Linked DNA regions of Homo sapiens: all the other regions are linked to region 4. A link is a loop called in an ENCODE intact Hi-C map of the cell type or tissue named here. Cell type or tissue: mammary epithelial cell. All regions are shown on one strand. Region 1 overlaps ADAMTS12 (ADAM metallopeptidase with thrombospondin type 1 motif 12). Region 2 overlaps TARS1-DT (TARS1 divergent transcript). Region 3 overlaps ADAMTS12 (ADAM metallopeptidase with thrombospondin type 1 motif 12). Region 4 holds the start of RXFP3 (relaxin family peptide receptor 3). Region 5 has its middle 30 kb from the start of TARS1. Region 6 overlaps ADAMTS12 (ADAM metallopeptidase with thrombospondin type 1 motif 12). Region 7 overlaps ADAMTS12 (ADAM metallopeptidase with thrombospondin type 1 motif 12).

Evidence for each region. Peaks named below come from ENCODE experiments on the same cell type or tissue, not always from the same donor. Only the 100,000 strongest peaks of a DNase experiment are listed, where the experiment ranks them.
Region 1: a loop joins it to region 4, with 2.6 times the contacts of the local background. A loop is called at or near these places in 3 of 110 quality-filtered maps.
Region 2: it touches region 4 in a loop (12-fold over the local background); 78 of 110 quality-filtered maps call a loop at or near these places.
Region 3: it touches region 4 in a loop (3-fold over the local background); 4 of 110 quality-filtered maps call a loop at or near these places.
Region 5: a loop joins it to region 4, with 8 times the contacts of the local background. A loop is called at or near these places in 30 of 110 quality-filtered maps.
Region 6: a loop joins it to region 4, with 19 times the contacts of the local background. A loop is called at or near these places in 16 of 110 quality-filtered maps.
Region 7: a loop joins it to region 4, with 3 times the contacts of the local background. A loop is called at or near these places in 4 of 110 quality-filtered maps.

What each region holds. Positions count from the first base shown.
Region 1 is chr5:33,647,804-33,651,803 of GRCh38, reverse strand. It overlaps ADAMTS12 (ADAM metallopeptidase with thrombospondin type 1 motif 12), which reads left to right. Exons shown (of 24, transcript NM_030955.4): 8 at 2,107-2,250; 9 at 2,838-2,982. Among named protein-coding and RNA genes, the nearest start is that of TARS1, 210 kb to the right of the region's middle. In mammary epithelial cell, no CTCF peak of the experiment used is centred here; DNase peaks (open chromatin) are centred at 653 and 1,793; H3K27ac peaks cover 1,624 bases.
Region 2 is chr5:33,433,951-33,437,950 of GRCh38, reverse strand. The region is part of intron 1 of TARS1-DT (TARS1 divergent transcript); the gene reads left to right. Among named protein-coding and RNA genes, the nearest start is that of TARS1-DT, 4.7 kb to the left of the region's middle. RefSeq lists a silencer at 1,925-1,974. In mammary epithelial cell, a CTCF peak has its summit at 1,885 (motif pointing left); a DNase peak (open chromatin) is centred at 1,880.
Region 3 is chr5:33,745,257-33,749,256 of GRCh38, reverse strand. All of the region lies in intron 3 of ADAMTS12 (ADAM metallopeptidase with thrombospondin type 1 motif 12), which reads left to right. Among named protein-coding and RNA genes, the nearest start is that of ADAMTS12, 140 kb to the left of the region's middle. In mammary epithelial cell, no CTCF peak of the experiment used is centred here; no DNase peak of the experiment used is centred here.
Region 4 is chr5:33,933,223-33,937,222 of GRCh38, reverse strand. It overlaps RXFP3 (relaxin family peptide receptor 3), which reads right to left and starts at 837. Exons shown (of 1, transcript NM_016568.3): 1 at 1-837. The coding sequence starts at 482. In mammary epithelial cell, CTCF peaks have their summits at 1,109 and 2,323 (motif pointing right); DNase peaks (open chromatin) are centred at 1,072 and 2,352; H3K4me3 peaks cover 467 bases; H3K27me3 peaks cover 1,051 bases.
Region 5 is chr5:33,468,680-33,472,679 of GRCh38, reverse strand. No RefSeq gene overlaps it. Among named protein-coding and RNA genes, the nearest start is that of TARS1, 30 kb to the right of the region's middle. In mammary epithelial cell, a CTCF peak has its summit at 1,927 (motif pointing left); no DNase peak of the experiment used is centred here.
Region 6 is chr5:33,586,612-33,590,611 of GRCh38, reverse strand. ADAMTS12 (ADAM metallopeptidase with thrombospondin type 1 motif 12) reads left to right here. Exons shown (of 24, transcript NM_030955.4): 18 at 1,803-2,013. Among named protein-coding and RNA genes, the nearest start is that of TARS1, 150 kb to the right of the region's middle. RefSeq lists a silencer at 1,707-1,756. In mammary epithelial cell, a CTCF peak has its summit at 1,671 (motif pointing left); no DNase peak of the experiment used is centred here.
Region 7 is chr5:33,609,679-33,613,678 of GRCh38, reverse strand. The region is part of intron 16 of ADAMTS12 (ADAM metallopeptidase with thrombospondin type 1 motif 12); the gene reads left to right. Among named protein-coding and RNA genes, the nearest start is that of TARS1, 170 kb to the right of the region's middle. RefSeq lists an enhancer at 340-1,539. In mammary epithelial cell, no CTCF peak of the experiment used is centred here; a DNase peak (open chromatin) is centred at 1,568; H3K27ac peaks cover 309 bases.

The DNA of each region.
Region 1 (4,000 bases), 290 kb after region 4:
GGGAGAGTGGGAGGAGAATGAGTTGAAAAGTTACCTACTGGGTACAACGTTCACCATTTGGGTGATAGGTACACTAGAAGCCCAAACCTCAGTGTTATGCAATGTATCTATGTAAAAGACCTGCACATGTATCCCCCAAACTTATAAAAATAAAGAATAGAAAAAAACTGTTAAGGTGCCTCTCAGGTACTTCTTTTTTAGTTGTATAATTCTAATTAGCTGTGGATCAAACTAAGAAACATTGGCGAGATCAACGAAATGGCCTGGGACAGACCATAAGGAGAAAAATATATTAAAACAATATCCCAAGAAGACACCCATCATAGTTTAATAACAAAGATATCCCTTTGTTTTTTGCACACTTGTTTGTTTCATCACTGATTGTGTATAATGCAAAAGAGAAAGTAACTTGTGCTATCACCCAAGTGAATAATTTTACTTTTATTTTGAGAGAAAACTTAAAAATCCATTTGTGAGGGCCCTAGATTATATGGCTTGGTGTATCGACATATCCACAGATAAGAAGATCATTATTCATGTAGGTTTTTAGAACCTTGCTTGCAGTTTAGGATTTTAACTACTGAACAGTCAAACTTGTAGAGTACCTCATGCTCTGGGTGGGGCTGGATTTGTAGCAGGCTAGGGAAAACCTGCTCAGAAGGAAGCTTTCGTTGAACCACATTCTTTGTGGGTGTGTGGTAAGAGCTTTGTACATTGATTCTCTGACTCCTTTGTGAGTTTTATATTCATGTGGAATGTGATTAGAGTTTGTTAAGTACATTGATAATACCATAATGCATGAAAACACAAGAAAATCTCCAAATCCCCCAAAGACTCTTCTCAGCAAGAGTTGCTAATACTGATCAGAAGGTTTCATTAAAGTTGGATATGAGCTTCCCAGTCAGACGAGTTGAATTTCACTACAAAGAGTAAAAGGTCATACAGATTTAGAAATTTAAGCCAATGTCTCCAGGTTTAAATGTCTAGTGTCTCAAAGTCCACCCCAGTGGAGAGAGTTCTGGGAATCTCAGAAAACGTCTTTGGGTGATCTTGAGAACGTGGCTTATAAACAAAGGCTTCTGAATTGTCTTCTTCCCTAGGCACCCTCGTGCCATGGTGGATGGTTAAGCTTTTCAAGGCCCTTAAAGGCTGCTTCACTGGGTCAGCCCTGGCAATGGAAGGTCAGGGAACAGACCAAGTGACACATGGACAAGAGTACTGTGTTAGGAGCCAAAGATCTGTGTCTGAAACCTAGTTTTACCACTAACAAGCTATATGATTGTTGACAAATCTCAAAGTCTAAACTTTTTCATATGGAAAAGGAAAATAAGCTAGATCATGATAAAAAGAAAACAAGAATGTTTTTTTAAAAAAATTCTATCCTTGGTGAAGCCCTTATTATCTGCCAGGTACCCTGTTAAATTGTTTTCAAACTTTATTCTATTCAGATCTCATTGTAGCACTAGGATGACTACCCCATCTTCTAGGAGAAGAAAATGAGGCAAGTTTTAATGATTTACAGGTCATTTAAGTGGCAAGGCTGGAGTTCAAATACAGATCATCTGTCTTAAAAATCCTGCTGTTAACACTGAATTAGGAGGACTCCTGTAGCAATAGTAGAAAGACATTGATCCCTCAAAGCTTGTAGGCTTTGACAAAGTCTCCCAGAGGCTTCTCCTTTCATGCTGTCTCTTAAATTCTGATGAAAAGGGAGAAGGAAGGTTTTGTTCTTTTGTGCTGTGCACTGTGGTTGCTGCAGCAGGAGAAAGCAAATAGCTGGGGGCAGGATTTGCCTTCCTGACTCCTGATTCATAGAAAGAAAGCCAGACAGAGCTCTTAGCCTTCTGCCAAGCAGAAGTTTCTGAATTAGCTGCATGACTCCCATGGATGCATATTTGAGGTAAAGCATGCCTACAATGCTCCCTGTCCTTTTTCATTTGAAAATTAGCTATGCCCCTCCGACTTCAAAGTCTCACTTTGCAAACAGTTGCCTTCTGTACAAACGTGGCTGTCTGTGAGTTATTACGCTCTTAGGGAAACTATGGTTTTTCTTCCTGTTTAATGCCTGCCTGCTGGCTCTTCTTGTGCTTGGTTCTTCCCTGCCAGCTTCGGCATCCAGCATGATGGGAAAGAAAATGACTGTGAGCCTGTGGGCAGACATCCGTACATCATGTCCCGCCAGCTCCAGTACGATCCCACTCCGCTGACATGGTCCAAGTGCAGCGAGGAGTACATCACCCGCTTCTTGGAGTAAGTGACAGTGTCTCATGACGCCCTCACCTGGGTCTCTTTAAATTGGAAGCTGCATTGAGTTTTACACAGAGAAGCTGATGCCTGGAAAAGGCTGGATTCCATCCCACAGGCCACCATGTCAGGGTGGCATCAGAAGGGGCGGATTTCACTTCTGCATTCTGATCCTGAGGTCTAGATGGGCTCTGCCCTCTTGTCACAGGCAGGTGAGCATCCTGTCCCATCCCAGATTGCTCCTGCCCCAAAATAGCTTTCTATGAGCCAATTATGAATTAAGTCCTTGGGAACTGGCAGGAACACCCAACAGAGATAAGAGTGGTCATTCAAACCTCATTGAGAGTAGGATAATGATTTTCTAATTTTACCATGGCTTGTATTTTCTAGATAAACTAAGCTTATGTTGTGGGATATGATTTGCATTTTCTTTAATAACTCCCATGATGGGCCTAGAGAGTTCTCTGCCTTGTAAAAAATAAAGTTGTCTTAAAGGACAAAGAGTAAACCAGAGGGAAGTTTCTGTTGAATGAAAGGCTGAAGGTAAAGGGAATCCTAAACAACTCCTCTCATTTCTGTTAACTTGTTTTCAGCCGAGGCTGGGGGTTCTGTCTTGATGACATACCTAAAAAGAAAGGCTTGAAGTCCAAGGTCATTGCCCCCGGAGTGATCTATGATGTTCACCACCAGTGCCAGCTACAATATGGACCCAATGCTACCTTCTGCCAGGAAGTAGAAGTAAGTGTACCTCTTGGTGGCTATATGCAGGGCTTCAGATCTCCAGCATGCTGAAGGAAGGGCCAGGACAATATTTGGAAATAACTGAACATCCAGACACAGAAATAGAAGCTTTATATTTAAGGCAAGGTGTGTCTGTAAGGGAAAACAATTAAGCTGGAATCACATGCCTTGACATTGCCACCTTGGTATTCTACGAAGCCTATATTCCATTGCAACTGGGTGGTGTTTGACACAGCTCCATAGTGATTTTCAGGATTCACAGTGATTCACACCTGCAGACTCCATAGCAACCAACTTAATCCCTAAAATTGCTCCCTTTCTTGAATTTCACATCTGGCTGAAGAGTACCAGCAGCTCCCAAGTTAGAAGTAGGATTTATTCACCAATTCATTCTTCTTGTTTATTTTCAACGTCCAAATAATAATTCAGGATTTGACACCGTACCTTCTGAAGAATCTGTAGCTCTGTTCTATCTTCTTCATTACCACTGTCACTGCCTCAATTCAGTCTCTCATCATCTTTCCTTGCTATCGTAATTATCTCCTACCTAGTCTCCCTCCTATTCAAATTGTTGCTCAAGTTATTTTTTAAAAACACAATGTAACCGTGGTCTACTCTGCTGTTAGGGTCCCCGCTGACCACAGGATAAAGTTCCACCTCCTTTTGAGGCAGTCCTTCGTGATTTGGAAATTGTCTACTCTCTGAACTCATCCCTTATAATGCAAAAGTATCTGTGTTAACACACACATATTGACGAGGCAAGTCTCGCTGAATCCCTGCCAGATTCTGTGCTATGTACAGAATAAGAAGAAAATATAAACACTCAAAAATTAATAAGACAAAGTCTCTGCCCTCGAGGAGCTCATGGTGGAGGAGGCAGGCATAAAAATTTTAATACAGTGAGATAAATTCAAAATGAAACAGAAAAAACTTAAAGGGGAAAGTAAATAACTGTGCTTAGACAGAACAAGCAAACTTAACAGAGAAGGTAAAGTTGATACAAAAATCCTCACCC
Region 2 (4,000 bases), 500 kb after region 4:
AGCAAGGTTTGGAAAATTACCTCTTTATTTGTATTATAAAAGAAGTCAAAACCCCTTTACTAACTAGATCTAGAAGAAAGTTTATGATGAGAGTAGATTATTAGTAGTGCTTGATATTCCAGGAGTTATGTACAATTTTAATAGGCTTAAATAGACCAAACTAACTCCCCACATTTAAATTAGAATGAGAATCAATAGGATCTAATCTTACCTTTTAATGTAAAACAATTTAATTATGCTCATTAGACACATTTGCCTGAATTGTATCTTAATTTTAACTAAGTATAATGAAAACCAGAGAGATCAAGATTCCTGAATTTGCTGGATGCAGAAAATGATAGGCTAACAATTATATTTAACTGCTATATAACATTGTTTCTAGCAGCTTCTCTTAACTCTTTGTTCTCTTTCAACTTTAAAAACAGTCCTCATTTAAGTATGGCAAAAAGAAAAAGCAGAAGGCGTTTCTTTTTTTAAATATATTTTTATTATACTTTAAGTTCTAGGGTACATGTGCACAACGTGCAGGTTTGTTACATATGTATACATGTGCCATGTTGGTGTGCTGCACCCATTAACTCGTCATTTACATTAGTTATATCTCCTAATGCTATCCCTCCCCCGTCCCCCAACCCCACAACAGGCCCCGGTGTGTGATGTTCCCCTTCCAGTGTCCAGGTGTTCCCATTGTTCAATTCCCACCTATGAGTGAGGACATGCGGTGTTTGGTTTTTTGTCCTTATGATAGTTTGCTGAGAATGATGGTTTCCAGCTTCATCCATGTCCCTACAAAGGACATGAACTCATCATTTTTTATGGCTGCATAGTATTCCATGGTGTATATGTGCCATATTTTCTTAATCCAGTCTATCATTGTTGGACATTTGGGTTGGTTCCAAGTCTTTGCTATTGTGAATAGTGCTGCAATAAACATACGTGTGCATGTGTCTTTATAGCAGCATGATTTATAATCCTTTGAGTATATACCCAGTAATGGGATGGCTGGGTCAAATGGTATTTCTAGTTCTAGATCCCTGAGGAATCGCCACACTGTCTTCCACAATGGTTGAACTAGTTTACAGTCCCACCAGCAGTATAAAAGTGTTCCTGTTTCTCCACGTCCTCTCCAGCACCTGATCTTTGACAAACCTGACAAAAACAAGAAATGGGGAAAGGATTTCCTATTTAACAAATGGTGCTGGGAAAACTGGCTAGCCATATGTAGAAAGCTGAAACTGGATCCCTTCCTTACACCTTATACAACAATTAATTCAAGATGGATTAAAGACTTAAATATTAGACCTAAAACCATAAAAACCCTAGAAGAAAACCTAGGCAATACCATTTAGGACATAGGCATGGGCAAGGACTTCATGTCTAAAAACACCAAAAGCAATGGCAACAAAAGCCAAAATTGACAAATGGGATCTCATTAAACTAAAGAGCTTCTGCACAGCAAAAGAAACTACCATCAGAGTGAACAGGCAACCTACAGAATGGGAGAAAATTTTTGCAATCTACTCATCTGGCAAAGGGCTAATATCCAGAATCTACAAAGAACTCAAACAAATTTACAAGAAGAAAACAACCCCATCAACAAATGGGCGAAGGATATGAACAGACACTTCTTAAAAGAAGACATTTTTGCAGCCAACAGACACATGAAAAAATGCTCATCATCACTTGCCATCAGAGAAATGCAAATCGAAACCACAATGAGATACCATCTGACACCAGTTAGAATGGTGATCATTAAAAAGTCAGGAAACAACAGGTGCAGAAGGCATTTCTAACAGGTTGACTGTGGTGCAGGAACATAGGGGAAGAATGTAATGAGTTGCTAGTGTGGGAACCTCGCAGAGGTATCCCTGTGGCACAGTGCCCTCTGGTGTTAGGAAGGTGTTCTTTCACTATGTGTTTAGAGCTAAGCAAAGATCACGGGAGCGTCCAACACATCTCAGACCTAAAGCACAAAACACTGTTATACAACTTTTGTGTATTTGCCAACAAAAAAAAACTTCTGATTTACTCCCAGTGTTATAATTTATGCCCACTGTATTAACCCGTTCTCTGCTATGAAGAAATACCTGAGACTGGGTAATTTATAAAGGAAAGAAGTTGAATTGACTCACAGTTCTGCATGGCTGGGGAAGCATTAGGAAATTTCCAATCATGGCAGAAGGTACCTCTTCACAGAGCAGCAGGAGAGAAAATGAGTGCCAGCAGGGGAAATGTCAGACACTTATAAAACCATCCGATCTCATGAGACTCACTCGTTATCAGGAGAACAGCATGGGGGAAACTGCCCCGTGATGCAATTACCTACACCTGGTCCCACCCTTGACACATGGGGATTATGGTGATTACAATTCAAGATGAGATTTTGGGTGGGGACACAGCCAAACCATATCACCAACTACCCTACATGCTTTAAAAATTTTTTACATTATTTTATTTTTTTTATTTTATTTTATTTTTTAGAGACAAGGTCTTGCTTTGTTGCCCAGCTAGTCTCAAACTCCTGGCCTCAAATGATCCTCTCACCTTGGCCTCTCATGCTGGGATTATAGGTGTGAACCACCACACTGGCCTCCTACATACTTTTTAGGAAAGTGGCTGTCAATAGCTCTGCCTTGAGAAGTGAAGCAAAATTATGTGATATGCTACAAATAATGTTACAAATAATAGAAGTTTGTACATAACCATCTCTCTATGGGTTTGGGGCAAAAGAGTCTTCTTCATTATCAATCCTTAATTACTCATTTGAATAATTTTTGCTTCTGGTTCCTACAACCTTGGGCTGGATGATTTTGAAGAAACTAATCCCTGAGGGAAGAATGCTTCTATCAGGGGCATAGTCATGGTTCTGATCAACTGGCCTAAGAGTACACCCTATGTGGGGCTTCACGTACTGCTACACTCACAGGCAGAATTGGGATTGTTTTTCTGGCCAGAGTGATTGATCCTGATTACAAGAGGACAAATGGGTTTCTTCTACATAAAGGAGAGTTTTGTCAAGAACCCAGGAGATTCGTTGAGACATTTTTTAGTACTTCCTTGTCTAATATTCTGCTGTTGGAAAACTCTGGGAACCCAACAAAGACAAGGAAGGAAGGAAGGTTTGGGCTATCCTTCTAGGTAAAGAACCCAGTCTAGCGAGGTCCTGACAAAGGCTAAGGGTAACTTGAATAGGTGCTAGAAGAACAGAGTTATACAATATTAGCTACATAATTTGCAGAACCCAATGCAAAATAAAAATGTAGGGCTCCTTGTTAATTTCAATCTATTTAATAGGCACAGTGGAGCAGCAACTAAGTGTAGAGCGCGCTTCTAAGTATTGAGTCCTGTGTGACTCCCCAGGTTGTGCATCCATGGAGCTGGTGCTAGTGCTATGATTGCTAAATTAGCCCTCATGACCAGAAAGAAGTATGGCCTGTAGAAGTTATGTTTTTTGTTACTTTTTTTTCCACTCCCCCAACTTTTCCTTATATATGTATCATATATAAAGAATACTAGGAGTGGCTAACTTTTTACTTCTCGTGAGGGAATATGATTGAATCAAGATCACTCCATGATGATACACATTCTGAAGGGACTTCATGTGTCCCTTGTGTTGGAGGCACACACTTTTCATGTGGATGAAAAGCTATAGAGGATGTTGAAGGGGAAAAGGTGTGGCCTGTACCAATGGACTGCTGGGCCATTGGCCTCCAGTTGCTTCCAGCCAGTGAGACCCTCAGCAGGAGTTGGGAGGGAAGAAAACAAAATCAGGACATGTATACCCCTGGCTCTTCCCAGGAGGAGGTTGCCTTGTGCTGCTGATGTTTCACAACCAAAGGTCACTGCTGATCTCATAGCAATAACTACAGAACACTTCCCTTCTAGGTTCCAGCAAATGCTGGCTACCCTCACCCTGCCTGGCCTACATGTGGTTACAGATTTCCCACAATTACTATTTGTAGGATCCTGACTCCCTATACTTCTCATCTGTTTTAAATAA
Region 3 (4,000 bases), 190 kb after region 4:
CTTGTTTCATCAATAATTCTCACAAGCCCTATTAGAATAGGTATTCCCTCCCCAGTCAGTGTGTAACAGAGGGTTCAATGCAAAGTAGGAATTCAGTAAGTCATCAAAAAGGAACTGACAAAGAGTATTTCATAGCCAAGAAGATGAAACTAGAGTATATTAGTGTCTAATATATATGTCACTCATGGAAAGAAAAAAGAAACATGCCTTTTCCAAATATTGAAGTATCAACTGTGTGTGATCATCTCTCTTCCTCAGACAATATGTGTAATGCATAGTTACTGTTTAAACAGTAGCTAGAGATCCAAGAATTGCTAATGTGCTTGTGAATATTCTTAAACTACACATGACGTTTAAAATTTTTAAATCTTGGTGTAATGAAATGTTCTTGGCCTTGCTGAACCAGGTCATTGCAGTGTTCTTATACCATATTGCCCTGCAGAGAGAACAGAATTAACTGACAGTGGTGGTGTCATTAACCAACATTAAAGTACATTTCATGCTTAGGTCAGTTGATGTTGCCAGACTGAATTACTGTGATTATATGAAAAAAAGATCACCTTTACCATATATGGAGCATTTTGCTTTTGTAACGTTCAAAGAGGAACACTCTAGATATTGAAGAAAGATGTAATTTAAAAGTACCCTAGTGCTTCAAGAGAGAAAGGATATCAATTCATTTCTCCTAAAATCTGTCCTTTCACTCATTTTTATTTCCCACATAGAAAGGTGCCCAAATGTCACAATATGACTTAATTTCTGTTTTCCAGGCCTTTAATGTGATGCTATTTTGTTTTTGATTTTCTCAATTTTAACTATGTTTTCTTAAGTTGTTATGCTAGTTTTGTTTGCTTTTCTAAGCCTTATGTTTGCTAAGCCCTGCTGCAATTCTTGTTTCCTCTAAGATCGACTTTCTAGAATCTATGGTAAACAGTGGGAAAATAAAGCTTCCCTGAATTAAATCCAGGGGAAATTTCAAAACCTCATTTTATCAACGATGACAAGCTCCTTTCTCTAAGGCTTTTTGGTGAGAACATGATCACACTGGGATTTGAGTGGTGTTAGGTGGAAGTCTCTGTGGGAACTTTTGTTCCAGAAATCTGGGGAAGAAGAATTAACACTGGTCAGATCAATCAGATGAGAACAGATACTGGGTCATCTATGGCAGAAAAGGGTCCTGGCAGGTAAGGTCAGAGTCTGGGATTTCATGCATTAGAACTCTAGGCTAGAAAAACAGGGTCTGGCTCCTGGCATACATGCTTGTGTTCAAAATTTATTCATTCATTCAACAAATATCCATTAGGTATCTTCTTTGCGCCAGGTTTTTCCTAGGTTCTTTGGGTAGAATTGTAAATAGAATATACCTCTTTGTCTGAAGCACTGACAGCTTGGATATAGGACATGAGTAAGTAGAGATCTAGTCCTGGTTTTATCTTTATAATATATAGTAAGACTAACAAGAGATTTGGAATCTTAATGCATGTTTTATACCTTTTGCTACTCAATATTGGGTTGCTAGGACATGTAGCTATAATTCATTCATTTTCTCTTCTGTAGTTTTTCCATCTCATGAATCTTTCACACTCGATCCAATCTCCTTTGAGTAGATCTGAACTGCTTTCAGGCTTGGACTATTATACATTATGTTGAAAAGAACCTTCTTGTCCATATTTCCTAGTACACAGGTTCATAGATATTCCCAGTACTGGGTTCATTCCACCCAGTAGTGGAATGAAATTAGTAACCAATAAGATAAATACATCTATGACTTTAACAGATAATGCAAAATTGTTCAAGAACAGTGAATGAGAGTTCCCATTTTCCCATATTATATCTAGTACTTGGCATTCTCACTTTTACATGTAGTTAGTCTGGTGAATATGAAGTGGTATCTCATTATGTTTAATGTTAAAGTCACACATATCCTGTTGTGAATTAGGGCCCTAATCTATGGGCCCTAAATCTATGGCTTGTGGCTATAGATTCTCAATGAATAGTTGTCTCCCCTGGACCCAGAGTCAAGGCCCACTTTATTTGCTTACTTTACTTACTTTGTTTGCTTGTTTTCTGTTTTCCTTTTTCGCTTAGTCCCTAGACTGACTTTTAACCCTATGAGTCCTAATGTCTTTTTTCCCCGGAGCAAAAATAGGGAGCAGCACATATCCCAGATGAGCTACCAGTGCCATGTGCCAGTCAGGGGTTCAATCAGATAAGAACAACCAGTAGGAAATATATATTAAGAAATTCATTGCAAGAAATTGGCTCATGCAGTAGTGGGGGCTGGCTAGGCAAGTCCCAAATTCATGGGCAGGCCATCCAAAAGGGCAGGTTAGAACTCTTGGGCACAGGCTGAAACAGCTGTGCTCAAAAAAGACAACATTTCTTCTTCTGGAAAGCCTCAGCTCTGCTCTAGACCCAGTTCTGCTTTTCGACTGATTAAATCAGGCCTGCTACATTATGAAGAGTAATTTTCCTTACTAACAGCCAACTGATTATAGGCTTTAATCACATCTACAAAATGCCTTCCTAGCAACACCCAGATTAGTGTTTGATTGAATAACGGGGACTGCAGCCTAACCATGTTGACACATAAAGAACATCATCATGCTGCATCTTTTACTTTTCTCCCTGAATTGTTTTGCTTAATTTTTTTCTACTTTTGGCCTCTGAGGATTTCTTCTTTCTTTCATGTTTTACTATTGTTAGGGGCTTAATACTGGAGGATGTTTAAGAATATCTTGTCTATTGCACGAAATCAAAGCCTCAAGTAAACTTCTTATTTAAGACATTCGGAAATTGTGAGATGCTTTTTAAAAATTACATGCTCTAATATAAATAAATGTAAATGGTATAATACCATTAACACTAGCTCCTTGGAATTTATTAGCTTGTCAGATCACCAATCTGATAAATCAGAACAAAGTTATAAACTTGGGGGATATTTATAATTTTGTTCTGATTTCATGGAAATCCAGTGAGTTGAAGATTCTAAGTGACCACCATACTCCACATTGAGTTTAACATGTACTCAGTAGATGGTACTATTGGAATTGGCTAACACAAACACTTCTTGACACAACCTGCCTGAGTCTTGTCTTGAATTTCTTGATTACTTGATTGCCTTGTGAATAGAGGTGGCTTCACAGTAGTTTGTGCTTTGCTTTGCTATGAGATAGCGAACATTTTAATTATTGCTCTATATTTGTTTTTTATTTTTTCTTCTGTTTTTTGGAGGGGTGGCATGTGCATATATGTTATTATTATTATCTGCCGTAAGAACTGGTGGGAGGATTGATAAAGTGCTTCAAGATTTTACTAACGAGAGGGATGAAAAGACTGTTGGTGAAAATTTGGGGAAATGCTTAATGCATGAATGTATAGGGAGATAAAATAATAACCCTATTAGTTTTGTTTGCTTAATAAAATTCGAGACCAACACTTTAGGTACTCAGAGTGCCAGAGGCCTCAGCACAATTTCTCTGTAGCTCTGAGATACTCAGTTTTTTTTTAAAGCCTTTTTTCATTAACCAGCCTTCATGCAAATAATCTTCTTCTTTGCATTTCCTCAGCACTGGATAGTCTTTTGGTATGTTCCTTCATCACTTCAGGTGTCTGGGTTTCCATGCCCCAATAAGGAGACGGCTCTCCAGGAAACACAACATCTGCTTGTCTTATCTCCTCCAGGATGCTCTGTGCTGAGCCCATCCTGTCACAGTGGCAGAGGCTGCAGAACTGAACTAGAACAGCCAAGAGCACTGTGGGAGGCATTCTAAGGTGGGAGGGTGCCTTTGGAACAATATGAGCAAAGGATCAGTTTCACCTGATAGATGGTTCTTTTGTAGGACAGAAAGTCTTAATACTAAATAAATGTTACTTGATGTGTTCACTATCTAAGCTCTCTGGCATTTCCCACAACTCTGCAGGGCAATGAATAAGTAGCTTTGAGTTTTCCCTTCATCATTCCTGTGCTGCCATCTGCCTTGGGTGGAGGCAGGAGGAG
Region 4 (4,000 bases):
ACCATGGACACGATCTTACACATGGCCTTGCCGAAGGGCCATTTGAAGTCAAGAGCGTTCTCCACCGCCCAGAAGGGCAGGGTGAGCACAAACTGAAAGTCCGTCAGCGCCAGGTTGGTGACGAAGAGGTTGATAGAGGACTTGCGCCAGCCCTGCATGCTCTTCATCAGGTAGAGAACCAGCAGGTTGCCCGCCAACCCCAGGGCGCACACCACCCAGTACACCACGCTGATGAGAATCCGCACCCGGGCCTCTGTGTCCGCGCTCTCTGCCCCGCCGCTGCCCGGGGGATGTCCTGGCGGCGCGCCGTCCGGCAACTCCAGCCCCAGCTCCCACCACAAGTCCGGAAGCTGCAGCGACGCGTTACCACTCGTGTTGGCCGCCTCCAGAAGGTCCGGGACCAGACTGAAGAGTTCTGCTAGCTTGTCCCCGCCTGCTGCCTTATTCATGGTGGCTATCGTGGCTGCATCGGCCATCTGCATGCGCAGGTACCTCTAGGTCATGTTCTGGGGGACAAGACCTAAGATAACACGGTTTACCCCAGTTTTGTTGCCAGGCTAGCCTGCGGGACGTGCGTGGGAGCTTTCAAAGCAGCTACTGAAGAGAGAGCCCAGGAACTGGGTACTAAGCGCGTCCTGGCGCGCAGCGAACGCCCTGGACGCAGGAGTTGAGCTCAGCGGCTGCTTTGGAGCAGAGTTGAGGAGTGCAGCCCGTAAGGCAAGCACTCGGCGTCCAAGGGTTCTCAGGCCAAGCTCGGAGTCCCTAGGTCCTTATGTACAACGCAGACTTCCCCTCTCCGTGTCCCGCGGTCACTGGGGCACTGGCGCATAACTCCCCCAGCCGCTCAATTGTGCGATTTGGGGCCGCTCGCTCCCTTTCAAATACCTTTATCCGTTTCCTCTGGGACTGCTTGGATGAGGTTTCCGTCCTTGGAGAGAAAGAGATCGTAGAGTTCCATCCACCACGCTCAGCTTCCTGGAGGTCAGTGGGTGTCTGCGTCTCTCCGCGGTTGTCAACTCCGGGTGGGTTGCCAGCGGCTCTCACCAGTTACGGTGGCACTTGCACGGCCAAGGCGGCGGGCCCCAAGGAGCATGCGTAATCCCGGGGCGCCGCGAGGGGCGCTTTCCGAGGTGCTGAACCCAGCCGCGCCCGCGCCGCGAGGGAGAGTTGAGCTGCAGGCAAAGCCCACCCGCCACTCCAGTTTTCCTCTCCAGAGTTTCAGCAGGAAGGGTCTTAAGAGTTTATTTTACAGCTGCAGGAGAAAGTCGGCTTTGACGTGAGTTTCTTCTTCCTTTCTTATTCCCAAACATTATGATTAGAAGTTTTTTTTTTCTTTCTTCCTCACTCCCACTTTTCACCGGAATTATTCCATTTGGTGAGGAATTGTTCTAAAAATATGAGCTATCCTGCTTACTTTCCTTCTTGAAAGTAATAACAGTGGCCTCTTTTCATGCTCAAATGAGATAATGGGTACTTATTGGATACACAAAGGACAGCTCCACCTCCCCTCTTTAATTAGCTGACCACTTACGCAGTACCTGTGTTTGTCAGGATTTTCAAAGGGTCTTCACATGGCAGAAGTCTGGGCTCAAGGGTTGCCCCTACTTTAATGTATTCTGAGAGGTGACACAAAAACAGAGCAAACAACTGATGGTCCTACTTCACAGAAATTAAATGCCCTAAGCCCAAAGCGCTTCAACAAATTGTTTGATCACATACAGGCCACAGTCTCTTTACCTAGATGCAAATAGAATAGAGGATACCACTGGGCTGATCGTGAACCACCAGCCCTCCTATTTCCATTACTGTTAGCATCAGGACTCTTTTTCAGGCGTTTTTCAGACCAATGGAAGTACATTCTAAGGACTCTTCCAAGGGAATGAGTGGAAACCACTTGAATTACTTCTCAAGCTTCAGTCTACATAAATGCCAGGTCAATCGCTCTGGTGTAAATTACACTTTTAGGATTTACTTTAAAATTTTGAAATGTTTTCCTCTTGGTCTGGGACTAAACTGAAACCAAAGTTTCTTAAGCATAATTGTCCTCACTCCTGGAGTACTACAGAACTCCCAGCTTTACTTAAGGAGATAAAGAGGATGCAACCTTCAAGCTGAGGAGATAAGAAACAGAAAAAGAAAGAAAGAGAAAAACGAAAAAGAAAGAAAGAAAGAAAGAAAGAAAGAAAGAAAGAAAGAAAGAAAAGAAAAGAAAGAGAAAAAGGAAAAAAGAAAAAAAAAGAAACAAGAAACAATCTTGATTCCAAAGGACTTTTAGCCCTGAAGAGCACACACCTTGCTACGGATGCTGCACAGCTCCGTCTTCCCACTAGAGGGAGTAAGGGCTTTAGTAAAAACCTAGCCAAACACAAACATCTCCTTTGATCAGTTCTTACCTGGAGATCACCCCTGCCCTGAGGATTCCTCCCAAAGCACAGGTTATTTCTATGGATGACTATTATCCTGGTTTTAGTAGCCTCACTTTCACACTCAGTTTTGACTTTATTTTTAACTGGTTATTTCTCCATCAATTTTCTCTCTCTCTTCATCTATGTCTCTATTTCTCTTTTCTAATATTTCAAGGGGCTGTTGAAACACAAGAAAAGCTGGGGCATACCCTGAAAGCTCTCTGCTGTTAAATTTTTGGTATGTTCACACCAATGACCTCCATCTAACACATACACAGCTTCTCAGTGCTTCTAGGCACACCCAGGAATATATCTACTTGGTCTGCTCCAAATCACATGTACATATTCATACTTTATGAAAAAATTATAGGGGCCTGATTCAATTCATCTCACATTCATTGGCCACTTACTCTTGCCAGGCACTGAGATAGGCTGAAAGACATAAGTCCTCTATTTTGAGCGTCTCTGGAATTCTTAATCTAGATGAGTGTGCAATCTACTAGTGTCTAAAACTATATTTTTTGTTTAGTTTTGTGCATGACTAAGTTATCTAGAATGTAATGATTCATGCCAGATAAGTGGACAATAATTTTACCTCTTTTATTATTTCCCTTTTTTTTTAAGGGGTGGGTAGGTAATAAATAGTTATACCTTGATGGGATATTCCAGTTTTAGGTTTTTTGGGAGGGGGTACTCTATGTTGGTATTTAAAGAAACCATAAAGGAGGAAGGGTGCAGAGCTTGTTATGTTACATATGTGGTCTGTTTTTCTGTTCCTCTTCTTACCAAAATTGAAACCAGGCTGTGATGGGGGCCTGGAGGAAAATCAGCATCAAGAAACTGTCTCTCATTCACAGTGGCAGGGTATGGGATCTTGAAACCTTTTTCTGGGCTTCTTTTGTGTTCCTGAAGCCATGTGGGCCATGCGAAGCCATGAGGACAGCATAAAATCATACTCTAGCATGTAACCATTGGGAGCCCATGATCATAGAAGGGAAGAAATCACCTGCTTTGGTCCAGCATTTTGCGGAGGAGGCTTGAAGAAATGAAGGTATTTACCAAGAATCTCACCACTAGGAAGGAGCCACACCCGGTCTAAAACATAGTCTTGACTCTTAAGTGATGTCTCTTGATCTATGCTCCATTTTCCAATTTGGATCTAAGTCTTCCATATTGTTTTTCAACACAGGGGTGGGTGGTAGGCTGAATAATGCCTCCCCCCACACACAAATATGTCCACATCCCATTTCCCAAGCCCTTGGATGTTACTTTATACAGCCAAAGGAACTTTGCAGCCACTAGAAGCTTAACTAAGCAAAAAGATGGATTCTCTCCTAAAGCCTCAAGAAGGAAACAGCTCTTCTGACATCTTGGCTTTACTCTAGTGAAACTGATTTTGAATCTCTGATCTCCAGAACTGTGAGAGAATAAATGTACCTTCTTTTAAGCCACAACATTTCTGCCCATGTGTTATAATAGCAATAGAAACTAGCATAGGGTGGGTACACAGCCTGGCTTGAACATAACCTAATGGGAAATGGAGCAATTCTGATTTGAACATGTTGGTTAATCTTAACACCGACTTTGTGCTAGAC
Region 5 (4,000 bases), 460 kb after region 4:
ATCCCTTAAAATAGAACACCTAAATAATAGAAGGCCCATTAAGGAGAGAACAAGGTAGGGAAGGAAACCACCAAAGACTAAATACAAAAGTATTTAGAACTGAAAGATCCAGGTCTCCAGAATGAAGACTGCTCACCACGACGGAAGGCAAAAGACTGACACAGTCATGAAATTTTAGAATATTAGGCCCAAGAAAAGACATCTAAATCTTTCAGAGAAAAAAAATGACTGGTGGCATACAAAGGTATGAAAATAAAAACGGCTTCCTCATAAAAACACAGGAAGGCAGAGGAAAATGGGGGCAATTTCTTCCAAATGTTAAGAAAAAAAGTCATTGTGTTGCCAAGGCTGGTCTTGAACTCCTAGCCTCAAGCAATCCTCCTCCTTCAGCCTCCCAAAGTTCTGGGATTATAGGCATGAGCCACTGTACCCAGCCACAAAGAAAACATTTTACTGTATTATTTATTTATTTTTCAAACAGGGTCTTGCGCCCAGGCTGGAGTACAGAGGCATGATCTCAGCTCATTGCCACCTCCACCTCCTGGTTCCAAGCAATCCTCTCACCTCAGTCTCCTGAATAGCTGGGACTACAGGTGCATGCTACCATGCCCGGCTAATTTTTTATATTTTTGGTAGAGACGGGGTTTTGCCATGTTGCCCAGGCTGGTCTCGAACTCCTGAGCTCATGCAATTTGCCCACCGTGGCCTCCCAAGGTGCTGGGATTACAGAAGTGAACCATTACACCCAGCCAAAGAAAACATTTTTTATTTTTTATTTTTGAGACAGGGTCTCACTCTGTCACCCAGGCTGGAGTGAAGTGGCACAATCTCGGCTCACTGCAACTTCTGCCTCCTAGGTCCAAGCGATTCTCCTGCCTCAGCCTCCCAAGTAGCTGGGGTTACAGACATGCGCCACCATGGCCTGGCTAATTTTTATATTTTGCGTAGAGACGAGGAATCACCACGTTGGCCAGGCTGGTCTTGAACTCCTGGCCTCAAGTGATCCACCCACTTTGGTCTCCCAAAGTGCTGGGATTACAGACACGAGCCACCATGCCTGGCCTAAAGAAAACATTTTAAAAGAAAAGAATGATTATTAACTCCAATAACTCATACAGAAAAGTACTTTAAAAAAAAGTAATCATAGAATACAATACTACGTGGCTTATTAGAGCATAATATTTATGGTCATAATAACAAAGGCACCTAATATGGATTTCACAAAAAATTGAGATATGACATCATAAGGATGGAGGGAAGAAATAGATTGTGAAATAAATTCCTCATTTTCTGAAACAGGAAGTCAAGAGAGGGGTTCTAAGAGTAATGAAAAAAGAGACAGCAACAATCAGGCATAGTGGCTCACTCCTGCAATCTCAACTATGTTGGGGGCTGAAGTGGGAAGATCATTTGAGGCCAGGAGTTCAAGACTAGCCTGGGCAACGCAGTGAGATCCCATCTCTATAAATAAAAAGTCAAAAAAATTAGCCAGGCATGGTGGTATATACCTGTAGTCCCAGCTACTTGGGAGGCTGAGGCAGGAGGACTGCTTGAGCTAAGGAGTTTGACGCTGCAGTGAGCTATGAGCCACCACACTGTGGCCTGGGCATCGCTATTAAAAATAATGAGATTGCAATAGTATTTAGAAATAGGAAAAGAGATATACACTGGTGTGTCTGAAAGTGGTTGCCTCAGCAAGAGGAAGAGAGATGGAGGTCAAAAGGACAAAAAGTTGGTTTCCTTATAAGCCTTTTTTCCCTATTTTTTATTTTTTATTTTTTTTTTAGGCAGAACAGAATAAGGACAGTCAGAGTGGGAATGACGGCCTTCTATTCAAAGTGTGTTTCTCAACATCAACTGGGAGCTTGTTAATACAGTGTCTCCAATCCAGCCCAGACCTACAGAATCAGCCTGCATTTTAACGCCATCTCCTGGTGATTCATATGGCCATTGTAATTTGAGAAGCATTTGTCTAGTAGTCACAGTGCAGGGGGCCTGAGATAAGGTGCAGGTGTCTATCGCTGTAGTAAAGGTGAGGAACTGAAGCAAGATTCATGAAGTACACAAGATTCTGAACTCAGCCCATCATTTGAGGTAACTTCACCCTTTACCCTTATACCTTCTTAACATCACTGCTGTATTTCTGGCAAGCCTTAATCTTGTTTCTCAAATTTCCTGCCCTGGTCATCACTTTTTTCACCATCTGGTTTGAGTTTTACCTCTCTACTTCGCAAAATCTATCTTTACAGATTTTGTCACGTGGCAGTTGCAGGTATTATTGTTCTCAAATTGTTCCTGTTTATTTAATTATCAAGACCATATAACTCACAATAGACTAGATGCTCAAGAAAGCTTAGCAATTGGGTTCTTTCAAATCTTCAAGTTATATGCCAGAACTGATGCATGAAGAACTGTAAGCAGATCAGTCTCCACTGTCCAGGAAAGGGAGGAAAACAAAATTACAGATAAGAACTTAGATGGCGTAAACCCACAATTATAGTAGCTCTTAGAGAGTGGTCCTGGGTGTGGTAGCTCTCACCTGTAATCACAGCACTTTGTGGGGCTGAGGCAGCAAGACTGCTTGAACCCACGAGTTTGAGACCAGCCTGGGCAACATAGTAGGAACCTCATCTCTACAAAAAATAAAACAAAAAAAAAATTAGCCAAGTGTGGTGGCATGCACCTGTAGTCCCAGCTACACGGGAGGCTGCCGTGGGAGGACCACTTGAATCCGGGAGTTTAAAGCAGCAGTGCGCCCTGACTGTGCCACTGCTCTCCAGCTTTGGTGACAGAGCAAGACCCTGTCTCAAAAAAAAAAAAAAAAAAAACCCCACACAAGAACCCTCCCATCAAGACAGTGGCCCTCTAATGATTCCACTAGAAGTGAGGACTAAGCTAAGTAGGTGTTAGTTAGATCAAGAGAAACCTTTGATTTCCAGTCCCACTAAACTATGTCTTTATTACACTTTTTTATCCCAAGTTTTGAAAGATTTATAAAGCTTCTCTAAATGTTGAGTCTGGTTTAAGTATAAAATTAAGTTTCTTTCAGACACATAAAAATTACAACTCTATCACAAAAGTTAATTTTAAAGCTGTTCAGAAGCAAGGCTTAATTATAAAGTTTCAAAAGAAAAGCCCTCTATGATTAAAGATCTTAGCTCCTTTATTAAAGTGAAAATTAATCTATGCAAATTAGCTTCTCTTTGAAGTGACCCTTGTGTATTAGTCAGGGTTCTCCAGAGAGACAGAATAGGATATATGTATATATGAAAGGAAATTTAGTAAGAATTGACTCACACAAGCACACGGTGAAGTCCCACGATAGGCTGTCTGCAAGCTAAGGAGCAAGGAAGCCAGTAGTGGTTCAGTCCGAGTCCAAGCCTCAAAAGCAGGGAAGCCGACAGTGCCATCTCCAGTCAATGGCCAAAGGCCAGAAGGCCCCTGGCAAACCACGGGTATAAGTCCAAGAGTCCAAAAGCTGAAGAACCTGGAGTCTGATGTCCAAGGGCAGGAATCATCCAGCACAGGAGAAAGATGAAAGCCAGAAGACTCAGCAAGCCAACTTAATCCCACTTTCTTCCACCCGCTTTGTTCTAGCTGCACTGGCAGCCGACTGGATGGTGCCCACGCACACAGAGGGTGTGTCTGCCTCTCCCAGGCCACTGACTCAAATGTCAATCTCTCTGGCAACACCCTCACAGACACACCCAGAAACAATAAAGGCATCCTTTAATCCAATCAAGTTGACACTTAGTATTAACCATCACACCTTGCAAACAAGCTATTTGAGATTATAGCACTGACAAGATGTTGCTTTTTAGGCTGGGCGTGGTGGCTCACACCTGTAATCCCAGCACTTTGGGAGACTGAGGCAGGTGGGTCTCTTTTATCCAGGAGTTTGATACCAGCCTGGGCAACATGATGAAACCATCTCTATAGAAAATACAAACATCAGCCAGGCATGGTGGCACATGTCTTTAGTCCCACCTACTTGGGAGGC
Region 6 (4,000 bases), 350 kb after region 4:
TGGAGATTGGATGGCCAAGATTGGAGGTTCATTTGATCTGGCGGGGGTCTTCTTGCTGCATCCTCATAAGGCTGAAGGAGGAAGGGCAACAGAGGACAAACGTTCATGTCCTCATACAGAAGAGTGAGAGGGAGTAAACCACTCCCAAATCCTTTTCCAAGTGGCCTTAATCCATTCATGATGGTAAAGCCCTCACGATCTAAACACCTCCCATCAGATCCCACCTCCCAACACTGTTATATTGAGGATTAAGTTTCTAACACATATGTTTTGGGGAACACATTCAGACTATAGCAAAATCACAGGCAATATGTCCCCTAAGGGACTGTAGAGAAAACTCCAAGAAGAGAAAACAAGAACGTCTATTATCACTTTGCAGTAATACAGCTGAAAGCCCTGTAGCAAGTACTTAGATAAATTAGGCTTTCAACCAACTCAGATTAAGACCTTTTCAGAATGGCATTTTATATATTCCCTTGGCCTGCCCTCCTTTAGAAAAGTCAGAGGCAGGACAAAGTAATTAGATTAATACAGTGGGGCACTTATTTGGTTTCACATCATACTGTTCCAATATTATTAGCTCTTTATCCACTGATGTTAAACACCAAAGAATAAATAAGTAATCTCAATTACTTATTAAATGAAGAATATGATTGAATTGAGGAATTGCTTTCTTCTGATATTTTTAACTTGAGATTAAAAGTGTCACAATCAAAAGAAATTCTACATAAATAAATCTAATATTTAGTAAATAAAAATAAAAGTAAAAAGTTTTATCTTCAAAATTACCAAAATTCAATGCTGTCTCAAGTCAGGAGGCTTTCCTGAAGTCAGGAATGAAGGACTTCCCCCAGTGTACTATTTTCCCATGAAAAATAGAAGTGCCCCACTTGTTACTATATGAAGGGATGGACAAGCGGGCTGTACACAGGAAAAATAATGGACACAAACCACACTGGGTGAAGACACTCAATCTGTCTTCGGTGTTGGGGAAGATTTGCACAATAATGGAGAAGATGGACAAGAGATGGCTCCCTGCCATTTTCAAAAGCTACTTTTATGTAACCAGTGGGCCCACATCCTAGATTATTGAGTAAAAAACGATTTTATTTATGTTTATTCTTTTTCTACTCATTTCTTATCAAAGGGACCAGTGAGAATATTAACAAGTAGACTGCAGGAGATAGGGAAAAAAATAAAGGCAATATCCCTGATTGATCGCCTCCTAAATAATTTAAAAATTTATGTTTAAGTAGCTACTTTACATTCAATTAAGAGCCAGGAGACCTAGAGTCTAATTGGACTCTTTTATTCAATAGCATGGTCAAAATAACAATAAATCATAACAAATGCTTGAGTTCTTGTTATATGTCAGGCTCTGTACTATGCACATTACATGAATTGGTCTTTCATTTCATGTACAACACAACACTCATATAAAGAAAATATATTTTCACACCCATTGAATAATGAGAAAGCGAGGCTTAAACTTGCTTAAAGTTGCACAGCAGAACCCTGGACCTCAGTTTTCTTCCTGAAAAGAGAGGGCATGCATATATATTTTTTTCTCATTCAAAAACATGCGTATTTAGCAACAGCTCATGCCAGGCGCCCTGCAGAGCTACGGAGCTATGATTGAAGACACGGTGGCCCTGTCTGCAGCACGCCCCCTAGTGGGTTGGAGTGTCTCCATGGCCCTTCCAGCCCTGTGATCTGCATTTCTGCCCCTGCTTTCTCAGTGGTTGAATGGAACATATGCGTAAGTTGGCGATCTTCTCTCACATATCCATGTTTGCCTGCAGGTGGTGGGCAGGGGAGTGGGAAGCATGCTCGGCGACATGCGGGCCCCACGGGGAGAAGAAGCGAACCGTGCTGTGCATCCAGACCATGGTCTCTGACGAGCAGGCTCTCCCGCCCACAGACTGCCAGCACCTGCTGAAGCCCAAGACCCTCCTTTCCTGCAACAGAGACATCCTGTGCCCCTCGGACTGGACAGTGGGCAACTGGAGTGAGGTGAGCTCAGGGCTCGGCGGGGAAACTGGCATTATTCAAGCTTCATCAGCCCCTGCCTTCCTTCTCATTATCCAATCCAAAGTGACCCTAGGTAAAATTGCAAAATAGCCAGTGTTCATCACCCCTGGCCTGTCTCCTGCCTTTCCTGTGTCCACTACTTATTTTCCATTCATAGGGGATCTTGCTCCCACTTGCTCAATGGTCAGCTTACTATCTGACAGGGGTGAGGTAGACCCCCCACTCCCAGTACAGGATCACAAAGACTAGTTAATAAATCATCAGAAGCTTGGCCAGGCCCATTGTTAAACCACTGGTAGCAGATAAGGGACCTCCCACACACCCCAAAAGTGGTTTATAAAACATTGACTGCACATCACTGTAGTTAACCCAAACCAAAAGAGTGTCGCTTGACACTGAGAAAAATCCCCTCAAATTATCCATCTATTCACCATGTGTCAAGTCCAAACCAGACCAAGGTTTCTAACATCTATTATCAGACACACAAGTTCAGATAAATGTTGCATTTTCCCAAAATTAATTTGATCTAATTATCTGACTATAATTGGAAATCAGTAAGCTGGAAGGTTATGAAAAGCTCTCTCAGGCTTTAATTTTCTTTGGGTCACTTTGGAATCTGGTTTCATCAGGCATTGTCATGTTCCCAGTTATTAGTGGAAGGCCCCAAAGTCTCCAAGGGCCTCAGCTCTGCTTCTCTATGTGCAGTTCAGTGAACAACCTAAGAATAACTAGAAAATACATGTTTTTTAAAAATTAACAGGCCAGAGTTTAGAGATGGATGCTGACTTTATCTTACGAGCTTCCTTGAGAAGCCGTATGCTTCCATGATAATGCTACCACTGGACAGGCACCTGTAATCCCAGCACTTTAGGAGGCCGAGGAAGGAGGATCACTTGAGCTTAGGAGTTTGAGACCAGCCCAAGCAACATGATGAAACACCATCTCTATGAAAAATACAATTAGCCAGTCATGGTGGCACATGCCTGTAGTCCCAGCTACTTGGGTGGCTGAGGCAGGAGGATCGCTTGAGACTGGGAGATCGAGGCTGTAGTGAGCTGATATCATGCCACTGTACTCCAGCCTAGGTGAGAAAGTGAGACCCTGTCTCAAAATAATAATAATAACAATAATGCCACCATTGCTCAGGATATTTTAGGAACTCCTGTGAGGACTCAGGAGAAAATGGAGAATATCTGATTCAGGAGAATGCCACAGAAAGTCAATTAGAATGGGGCCTGATGGATAAATGAATAATGTGATCAAAATCTTTGTGTTTAAAAAATATTTGATGATAAATATGTGACAGATTGCTTTTCACCTGCTCTGAAAGAAAAATTCTAAAATTTGTGTAAGCAAAGATACCATCTCTGAAGATACCTATTTGAAAGCAAAACACTCATTTAAATACAGCAGCTTTGATGAAACCTTATTTCCAAGACTCCCTTTTATTAGCTTATGTCACAGTTTAGGTTTATTTACCTTCTGAATCTGTACAGGATGTTCTCTTGGGCATCTAGGTGAAATTAAAAAAAAAAAAAGAAACAGAAAATATGGTCCCTAGATGGTAAGAACTTCCATCCAGTGGGAGAGATGGGATCCAGAAAAGAAAAAGAAAAAAGGAAAGGAAGGATAAAGATATGCATGCAAAGAAATATACCTACATACAAATATGGGTGTATTACTGATTCATGCACAGATGTATGTACACACATCAGTGATAAGCCATACATTCTTTTTGCTATTCCTGGGAGAGTATAATCACGGCATTTGGTTGGCCTGCCTTATTAGTCCACTGCAACCTAGGTTTCTGTGAATTACAGTGTTGTCAAAATAAGGCTGAATGGAGTATTGTGACTGGCCTATTAAATCTGTTTACCAAAAATGTGTTGGCCGCATCCAAAACTGTTAATAATTCTTGTCATGTAGAATTTACTAATTGCCAACATCTTAATGCTTTTTCAGAGGACTG
Region 7 (4,000 bases), 320 kb after region 4:
TTAGTAATTCAACACAATGAAGGTTGATTTTTAACCCACTGTATGCCTGAAGCAGGTTAGAAGACTCTGCTTCATTTCCTACATAAGACATACAAAACACATGGCTTCCAGCTTGCCCCGTAAGGAAAGAAAGATGGGAGAGGCACCCTGGCTCTGTTGACAGCCTTGGCCTGGAAGTGCTGCAAGTCACTTCCACTCACATCTCGTTGGTTGGCGTTAGTCACATGGGCACCATCTAACTGCAAAGGGAGGCTGGCAATTATGGAGGGGTACGTGGACATTTGAGGAGCATGGAATCTCTGCTGCAGTGCTGGATGAACTTTCCCAAGCCCTGTGAAGGCAGGGGTCAGGGCCTGCTGAATACTTGGGGCTATATCACTCATTTAGGGGGCTTTAGTAATATTGCCATATGCAAAAGCCTCTACCTCTCTTTCTCCTTTGGGTCACGTCCAAGTCTGTTCTGAAACTTCTTGCCTCTAGGCTGTAACTGCAACCTGCAAAACTAGGACAGCTGCAGAGTGATGTGCCAGAATTGGTGATGTAGCAAAAGGGAAGAAAACTGAAGCAAGTGAATGGAGCAGAAGACCATGGCCTACTCTCCCACAGGCTTCCCTCTCACATACCAGGTCTCTGCAGCACCTGCACTGGCTTTCCCACCCCTGAGAGTTGTGCACCATCAACCTTATAAACAATTTTTGTATTATCAACTTCTTTCTTTCCCCATTTCAGCACAGAAAGCCAAGGTTAGCTTTTAGAATTCATAAGAATAAAATTAAATTATGTGATATTTAACAATGCTAACTAACCCTCTGGAAATCTATCAAGGTCAAAGGTGCAGTCTGTGGCAGCAGCCATGAGTGGTGTTGATAGGAGAGTCAGTCCTGCCATTCCTACCACTGCCTCTAGCATTTCCAAACATACTGCCCACCACTGCTCAGGGTCGGGGACTGGGCTTGGAGTTAGGTGAAGGCAATTTAAGCAGAAAATAAGTGGGTGAAAAAAATTTCCCTTGAGGAGCAACAGGAGGAAAATGAAGTCATTGTGACTATAGATATAAATACTTTGTTGATTTGTCATCCCCTTTGTTCTCATCTTTCTATGAAGTACAAGTTTAAGCTCTAAGTCATTTGTCTCAGGGCACCATGGAATGAAACAGCCAGTGCTGATGGCAGGGACTCCTGAAAGAAACAAGAGAACATCCTCCACTCACTTCTGTTTCAAGATAGAATGGACCCTTTGCATCACACACACAATATTTCAGAACATCAGGAATCAAGAGATAAGTGGCTGATGTGTGCAGTGATCATAAAAAGACATCTGAAGTCAGCTAGGAAATTGGACATTCTCACCAGATGTAAATCAGACATTTGGTTTTGTTACAGCCTAAGCCTTCAGCAGCACTTCCACCTACCTAGGTAAATGTCACTCTGATTACTAAGCCTTAATGGGAAAGATCACAATGCTCACATGCTCACCTGAACTTCAGCCACACTGTTTGTTTGAGTGAGGGCGAATCTTACTCTGGCAAAGGAGAAAGACAGCAGCATATCTACTGTAATACTCTCAAACATAGAGAATGAAATGCTATTATTCACACAGGACACACATTGCTAAATGTAACATTGGAAGGTTGCCTGAAACACTGAATCATTCAGTGATGGATTTTTATTTTATTTAGGCTAAAACTTTCTACACTGTAAAAGTAAGTTAAACACATTACTGAAACATGAAAAATTGTCACCACTCTAACACATGCACTTTTGCTACTTTGCTTTTCTTTCCTTTCAGTGCATTTTTTTCTAATCATAGATGTATATAGGTGTGTGTATATGGATGCATTTATGTACATTACACACATATTTTCACTTATCACAATACGGATACTTTTTCATGTGTTAGATAATCTTCATAGCTATCAATTTTAAGGATGCATTTAATTTGCTGAAAAGATAAAGTAAAATTTCCTTAACCAATTCCTTATTGCTGTTCTTCTGATGAGCATTTAGGGACCTGTGTAAAAAAATGGTCTCCTCAGTTTTAATTTCTGTGTGAAATTTCTAGGTTCAAAGAATATAAATATTCTGATAATTGACTTATACCAAATTACCAGATAATATTAACTTATTGCCAAATTGATTTCCATAGTAAATGGGTTACAAATAGGTGGCAGCAATCATTTTATTTTTTTAATTATTGTGTTATTTTCGTTTTACTGAGAAACATTTCAAACATATTAGCAAAATAGAGAATGTAGTAACAAATTCCTTTGTACTAACCACTCAGCTTTATTGCTCTTACCATTTTGTTTCAATCTTTACTATTAAAGACAAAAAAAAAAAAAGTCCCACAGCTACAATCAAGAAGCGCATTCCACATCCACTTCCTTCACTTTTTCCCCAGGGTTAACTAGGGTCGTGAAACTAGTGTTTATTATTCTCATGTATATGGTTAAATACTTTTACTATGCATATGTATAGCCATACACATTATATAGGATTGTTTCTCAGGCATTTAAGCTTTCTGCAAATAGTATCATATGCACTATACCATGCTTTGTCTTTTTTTTCCCTCAACATTATGCTTTTGAGGTAAATCCACATTGATTAAAGTAGCTCTAGTACTTTTTTTTTCTGTCACCCAGGCTGGAGTGGGATGGCACGATCTTGGCTCACTGAAACTTCTACCTCTGGGTTCGAGCGATCTCTTGCCTCAGCCTCCTGAGTAGCTGAGATTACAGGCATGCACCATCACATCCAGCTAATTTTTGTATTTTTAGTAGAGACAGGGTTTCACCATGTTGGCCAGGCTGGTCTCAAACTCCCAACCTCAAGTGATCCACCTGCCTCAGCCTCCCAAAGTGCTGGAATTACAGGCATGAGCCACTGTGCCCAGTCTCTCATACATTTATTTTAAGGGTTGTGTACTATTCCGTTCCGTGAATATATCATGATTTATTTATACATGCTACTATTTTGCAGCTATAAATATTTCTGCAATTCTGTAATGAATGCCTTATGATTATTCCCTCATTACCTCCGTATTTGGGCTTCTTTAATATGTCTACCTAAAAGTAAAATGCCTAGGTCATACAGTCTCCATATCATAGGAGTAAATCTGTGAACTCATAGGGTGCCGTGGAATATTTTAAATTTTCCAGGGAAACAATGAAATGTTAAAGGGAAACACAGCAGGAGTTAACATTTCTTGGACATCATGTGTCTACTACCTGCTCGAGGTAGTTCAAGGTTAGGTCATACTACATTCTTTTCAATGACATTCTATGTTTGTGAAACTGGTTTTTCAGTGGTTGCTGTGATTAAAAAATCAAGTACCTCCTGAAAATCGATGTGAAACCGGAAATATGGTGTCTCATTCCAAGATTTGAAAAGTTGTACAGTATCCAATAGAGGCACACACCTCATCAAGTCAATTTAAAATGAAACAAAAATACTATTTTGTTTTTCTTTTTTGTTGTTGCTGTTGTTGTTCGTTTGTTTGAGACAGAGTTTCATTCTTGTTGAACAGGCTGGAGCACAATGGCTCAATCTCGGCTCACCGCAACCTCCACCTCCCAGGTTCAAGTGATTCTCTCTTGTCTCAGCCTCCCGAGTAGCTGGGATTACAGGCATGCGCCACCATGCCTGGCTAATTTTGTATTTTTAGTAGAGACGGGGTTTCTCCATGTTGGTCAGGCGGGTCTCGAGCTCCTGACCTCAGGTGATCCGCCCACTTTGGCCTCCCAAAGTGCTGCAATTACAGGCATGAGCCACCATGCCTGGCCTGTTTTTCAATTTATATGTATTATTTTTTCAGATGGCTACTAAGTTGTTGGACCATAAATCTTTATTAAGACTGAATTATTTAATGAATGGAACTGTTAAATGTTTTATTTTGCATAGAGGCCACAAGAAAAATGACTGAAACATGAAGGGCAATATGAACCAAAAATGTTGCAAGTCTCTGTTCTAGTCTTTGCCTTGTCTTTTAAACTTTGTTTACG